2 separate regions of the Homo sapiens genome follow, and region 2 is linked to region 1. Evidence: read pairs that join two places in POLR2A ChIA-PET (ENCODE). Cell type or tissue: A673. All regions are shown on one strand. Each heading gives the region's core, and the rest is flanking DNA. Links, peaks and the distances in the headings are about the cores only. Region 1 overlaps IQGAP1 (IQ motif containing GTPase activating protein 1). Region 2 overlaps NGRN (neugrin, neurite outgrowth associated).

Region 1 (2,909 bases), core at 153-2,652:
CCCGTTAGCCAACCTCTCTATGTCCTCCTCCCCACTACCCTTCCCAGCTTCTGGGAACCACCAGTCAACTCTACCTCTGTGAGATCCACTTTTTTAGCTCCCATATATGAGTGAGATCAGGAGGTATTTGCCTTTCTGTGTCTGGCTTATTTCACTTAACATAATGACCTTCAGTTTTTATGGCTGAATAATATTCCATTATGTGTATACACTACCTTTTTTTTTTTTTTTTTTTTTTTTTTTTTTTTTACCATTTATTCATTGATGGACGCTTAGGTTGATTTCATATCTTGGCTATTGTGAATACAGCTGCAGTAAACATGGGAGTGCTGATTTCCTTTCTTTTGGCCATATACCTAGCAATGGGATTGCTGAATCATATGTAGTTTTATTTTAATTTTTTGAGGACTCTCCATCCTGTTTTCCGTAGCGGCTATAGTAATTTATATTCCCATCAACAGTGTATGAGCCCTTTCTCTGCAGCCTTCCCAGCATTTGTTATTTTTTGTCTTTGATAAAAGCCATTTTAATTGGGGTGAGAAAGTATCTCATTGTGGTTTTGATGTGTATTTCCCTGATGATTAATGATGTTGAGCATTTTTTCATATACCTGTTGGCCATTTGTGTGTCTTCTTTTGATAAAAATCTATTCAGCTTATTTGCCCATGTAAAAATTGGATTATTTGTGGGGTTTTTTTTTGTTTTTTTTTTTTTGGCTGTTGTTTGAATTTCTTATATATTATGGTTATTGTTCTCTTCTCAGATGGATCGTTTGCAAATGTTTTCTCCTGTTCTATATGTTGTCTCTTCACTTTGTTGTTGGTTTCCTTTGCTGTGCAGAAGCTTTTTAGCTTGACATAGTCCTGTTTGTCTATTTTTGCTTTCGTTGCTTATGCTTTTAAGGTCTTAGCTAAATGGCTTTGCTTAGACCAGTGTCCTGAAGCATTTCCCCAATGTTTTCTTCCAGTCGCTTCATAGTTTCAGGTCTTAGATTTAAGTCTTTAATCTATTTTGATTTATTTTTGTATATTATGAGAGATAGGGATCTAGCTTTATTCTTCTGCATATGGTTATCCAGTTTTCTCAACACCATTTATTGAAGAGACTGTCTGTCTCAGCCCATTTTACGTGGCTATAAAGGGATACTTGAAGTGGGGTAATTTATTAGCTCACAGCTCTGCAGGCTGTGCAAGAAGCAAGGCACCAGCATCTGCTCAGCTTCTGGTGAGGGCTTTTGTGCTGCATCAAAATATGAAGGAGAAGATCAAAGGGCAAGTGGGCTCATGTGAAGAGAGACTGATCCCCGGGGTAGTGAGTAGGGGTCCTGGCTTTATAACAACCCATTCTAATGAGAACTGATCCGTTCTCCCCAAGAACCAATCCAATCTTGCAAGAGCTCACTACCATGAGAATGGCACAAAGCCGTTGATGAGACATTTGCTCCTATGACCCACACAGCTCCTACTAGGCCCTGCCTCCCAACACCACCACACTGGGGATCAAGTTTCTTCTTTTTTTTTTTCATACCCTTAGGGTGATGTCAGGTATCAGATTTCAATGTGAGATTTGGTAGGGACAAATAAACCAATCCAAACCATAGCACTGTCTTTTCCCTGATGTGTGTTCTTGGTGTCTTTGTCAAAAAATGTTCTCCTCATGGCTGTAAATGTGTGGCTTTGTTTCTGAGTTCTCTATGGTGTTCTGTTGGTCTGTGTGCCCTTTTTTTTTTTTTTTGAGACGGAGTCTCACTCTGTTGCCAGGCTGGAGTGCAGTGGCACAATTTCAGCTCACTGCAACCTCTGACTCCCTGGTTCAAGCGATTCTCCTCTCTCAGCCTCCTGAGGAGCTGGGATTACAGGCACGTGCCACCACACCTAGCTCATTTTTGCATTTTTAGTAGAGACGGGGTTTCACCGTGTTGACCAGGATGGTCTCGATCTCCTGACCTCGTGATCCACCTGCCTTGGCCTCCCAAAGTGCTGGGATTACAAGCGTGAGCCACCGTGCCTGGCCAAGTTACTCCAGTTTTAAAGGTAGAACTGGAGTCAATATAGCCTCACTTTGGCTCGCACACACTTCATGATTTGTTAGGGAAATATCTGGAGGAGGTGAGACTTAAGGGATCGCTAAGATTTGGATGGTGAAAGAGGTGAGAAAAGAACGTCCTAGTGCAGGACAATGAGGGAAAAAGGAGGTGGGAGCGGAAGTACAGGTAGTGAAAGATGTCTTTGAGGAATGGTGGTTAGAATACAAATTTTGTAAATGTTTTGGGCTGAGTTGTGTAAGATCAAGGGGTGGAAAGATTGTAGAAAGCTTTGAATGGTAGCTTAAGAAGCCAGGCAGTAGGAGAAGGAAGAGGTGGTTTAGATGGGAAGTAGTGGTAGCATATAGGATGAATTGAACGGGAAGAAAATAGGGATGAGGAGAACAGTTAGGAGGCTGCTTTTTGAAGAAAACATCTTGATTGAGACATGGTTCACATACCGTACAGTTCACCCTTCTTCAGACAAAGGAGGCTGCTTTTTTAAAGACGAAAGTTCCACTTCAAACTTCATGGCTGATAGCCACAGAATGTGATATTTTTCCCATGAAGATTGGCACCTTCTTCCCCTGAGGGCTCTCTAAGCCCACTGCGTTTCTGACTCCTGTTTTTTACACAGGATTGGCAGCAGTAGCACTGATTAATGCTGCAATCCAGAAGGGTGTTGCTGAGAAGACTGTTTTGGAACTGATGAATCCCGAAGCCCAGCTGCCCCAGGTGTATCCATTTGCCGCCGATCTCTATCAGAAGGAGCTGGCTACCCTGCAGCGACAAAGTCCTGAAGTGAGTTCACTAAACCTGTCCTGTTTGTGAGCAAAGTTGGGTGGACGTGAGTGTAATACCCACTTCTTCCTGTGGTTAGGTAGAA
Region 2 (2,909 bases), core at 150-2,649, 180 kb before region 1:
GATATCACAGTTTCCTCAAACTCAGCATGTACAAAATAGAATTCATCGTTGTTCCCTGACAACTTCATTCTGTTCCTGTTTTTCCTATAACCTACTGATTACCCAAGCTAAAATCCTGCATCTTGGCCTTGATGATGCTTCCCCCAATATTTAGTCCCTTAGTACCAAGTTGTACTATTTGACTTTCTTAAAATATTTCTCAACTCACTTTCCTCCTATGCTCCATTGACTGTCTCACTCGAGACTATCTGGATTACTGTAAAAGCCTCTTGACCAATCTTTCTGCCTATACTTTTGTCACTGAAAAACTACCACTAGGTTGAATTCCTTTTTTTCTTTTTTTAATAGAGATGGGATCTCCCTGTTTCCCAGGCTGGTCTCGAACTCCTGGGCTCAAGCAATCCTCCTGCCTCAGCCTCTCAAAGTGCTGGGAGTGAGCCATTGTGCCAGGCTGTAGGTTGAACTTCAAAATGAAAATTTATCTGTGGCATTCCACTGCTTAAAATTTTTCCTTGACTTGCTGTTGCCTTGGGATAAACTCCAGACCCCTAAGTGTGATCTACTTCTTACCCTCACTGTCAGTTGAGTTATTCCCAACAAAGGTGATGTGCCGCTTTACATTTCACAAGCTCTTCACTTTATCATCAGTATCTTTCATCTCTCCTTCTCTCCTCCCTTCTGCCAGCTTATTACTCCTTTCATCCTTTCAGACCAACTCTAGCTTGGACTTCATGAAGCAATTCCTGGGCCTGGCTATAAGTGTTCTTATTCCCTATATCTGGGTCTCCCTCCTGGGGTGCTGTCTTTGCATCCTGTGCTATAACCTTTACCATAATGTCATTTATTTTGTCTGTCCCCACTCCCAAACTATGTAATGGGAAGGTCAGTCCTCCTGCGTCCCCAGGATCTATTGTGGTATTAGATGTCAGTGAGAGGAGCTGAGTTGATGTGAAATGAAGTGACCTGACTGACAGTGGTCAGGTGTTGCTGTTGACACACAGAAATGGAACACAGCCATTTAACTAGCACAAGATAGGGACTAGCACAAGATTTAGCTAGCACAAGATAGGGACTACATTTGCGGTTTTTCAAGCTCTCTTTTTTTGTTTTTTTGGGAGAGTCTCACTCTGTTGCCCAGGCTGGAGTGCAGTGGTGCAGTGGTGCAATCTCGGCTCACCGCAGCCTTCACCTCCCAGGTTCAAGTGATTCTTGTGCCACGTGGTAGCTCATGCCTGTAATCCCAGCTACTTCGGAGGCTCAGGCACAAGAATCACTGGTCTCGAACTCCTGGGCTCAAGTGATCCGCCTATCTCGGCCTCTCAGAGTTCTGGGATTACAGGTGTGAGCCACCATGCCAGGCCTCAACCCCTCTTCTTTATCATAGGTATTGCGAGTTAGATGTTCTGATAGGAGACTTCTTCACAACTTGCAAACCTGCTCCTTCTTCCCGTAGGTATTTACATGAGGAATTTCCAGAGTCCTGGTCAGTTCCCAGGTTGGCTGAAGGCTTTGATGTCAGCACTGATGTGATCCGAAGAGTTTTAAAAAGCAAGTTTTTACCCACATTGGAGCAGAAGCTGAAGCAGGATCAAAAAGTCCTTAAGAAAGCTGGGCTTGCCCACTCGCTGCAGCACCTCCGGGGCTCTGGAAATACCTCAAAGCTGCTCCCTGCAGGCCACTCTGTATCAGGCTCTTTGCTTATGCCAGGGCATGAAGCCTCATCTAAAGACCCAAATCACAGCACAGCTTTGAAAGTGATAGAGTCAGACACTCACAGGACAAATACACCAAGGAGAAGGAAGGGAAGAAATAAAGAAATCCAGGACCTGGAGGAGAGCTTTGTGCCTGTTGCTGCACCCCTAGGTCATCCAAGAGAGCTGCAGAAGTACTCCAGTGATTCTGAGAGCCCCAGAGGAACTGGCAGTGGTGCGTTGCCAAGTGGTCAGAAGCTGGAGGAGTTGAAGGCAGAGGAGCCAGATAACTTCAGCAGCAAAGTAGTGCAGAGGGGCCGAGAGTTCTTTGACAGCAACGGGAACTTCCTGTACAGAATTTGAGTCGGGGCTTGGCTTATGGAGATGCCTCGTGAAACACAGCTGGGCAAGTATTAATGTATATGGAACAGCCTGGATTTCTGCATATGGATAAGCCACCTTGGAATAGGAAGAGGTGTTGAGCCTGGACTGTGGGAGGAAAGAGCTGCGTGGATAGATTCAAACTTCCTGTGGTAGTGCTCCCAGTCTGACCTCTGTAGACCTTCAGTACTCACTCTTCTTGCTTAGGCTCTCTGTGTGTTGAAAGCCATCCCGTGTTGCATGTGTTGTTACAATTTTCTGTGATACTTGCAATTTATGTTTGAGAAGAAGTGAAAAGTTTGCCTTCTGACCTCATTTCCTTCTTGATCAGTGAACACTAACATTTTGGGGACAACTTAGTCAATTGGTTTTCCTTACAACAAAATAAAGTAAAATGTAGCAGTCTGCCTCTTTGGTGCTCTTTGGGGTGGGATGGTTTACCTGTGAACCTTGGAGAGAGGGAAGGACAAAGGCAGAAAGGAAGGATCCCTGGTCAGTAAACATTGGGAGAGAGATGGAACCAGAGGAATTTCCCAGCAAAGGGCTCTGTGCAGAGCATCCTGCTTAGTGAGGGATTCTGACAACTGAAAACTGGACGCCTTTCTTTTAGTTGCTGGGGTTCTGGCAGAGATTGGGAAATGAGGGGTTGGCAGAAAATACAAAGCAGGCAAAGGCTTTAGGGCCCTTATAATCTCCAGCCACATTTTAAAGTTTATATTAAGAGCTGGGCATGGCAGAATGTGCCTACAGTCCCAGTTACTTGGGAGGCCGAGGTGGGAGAATCGCTTGAGCCTCGGAGGTTGAGGCTGCAGTGAGCTATGATTGCACCACTGCACT

Evidence for each region. ChIA-PET counts read pairs that join two places held together with the same protein. Peaks named below come from ENCODE experiments on the same cell type or tissue, not always from the same donor. Only the 100,000 strongest peaks of a DNase experiment are listed, where the experiment ranks them.
Region 2: POLR2A ChIA-PET joins it to region 1 with 12 read pairs; 4 of 35 experiments call an interaction of 5 or more read pairs at or near these places.

What each region holds. Positions count from the first base shown.
Region 1 is chr15:90,450,115-90,453,023 of GRCh38, forward strand. IQGAP1 (IQ motif containing GTPase activating protein 1) reads left to right here. Exons shown (of 38, transcript NM_003870.4): 12 at 2,661-2,824. Among named protein-coding and RNA genes, the nearest start is that of IQGAP1, 63 kb to the left of the region's middle. In A673, for the core only: no CTCF peak of the experiment used is centred there; a DNase peak (open chromatin) is centred at 1,507.
Region 2 is chr15:90,269,735-90,272,643 of GRCh38, forward strand. It overlaps NGRN (neugrin, neurite outgrowth associated), which reads left to right. Exons shown (of 3, transcript NM_001033088.3): 3 at 1,454-2,477. The coding sequence ends at 2,054. Among named protein-coding and RNA genes, the nearest start is that of NGRN, 5.5 kb to the left of the region's middle. In A673, for the core only: no CTCF peak of the experiment used is centred there; no DNase peak of the experiment used is centred there.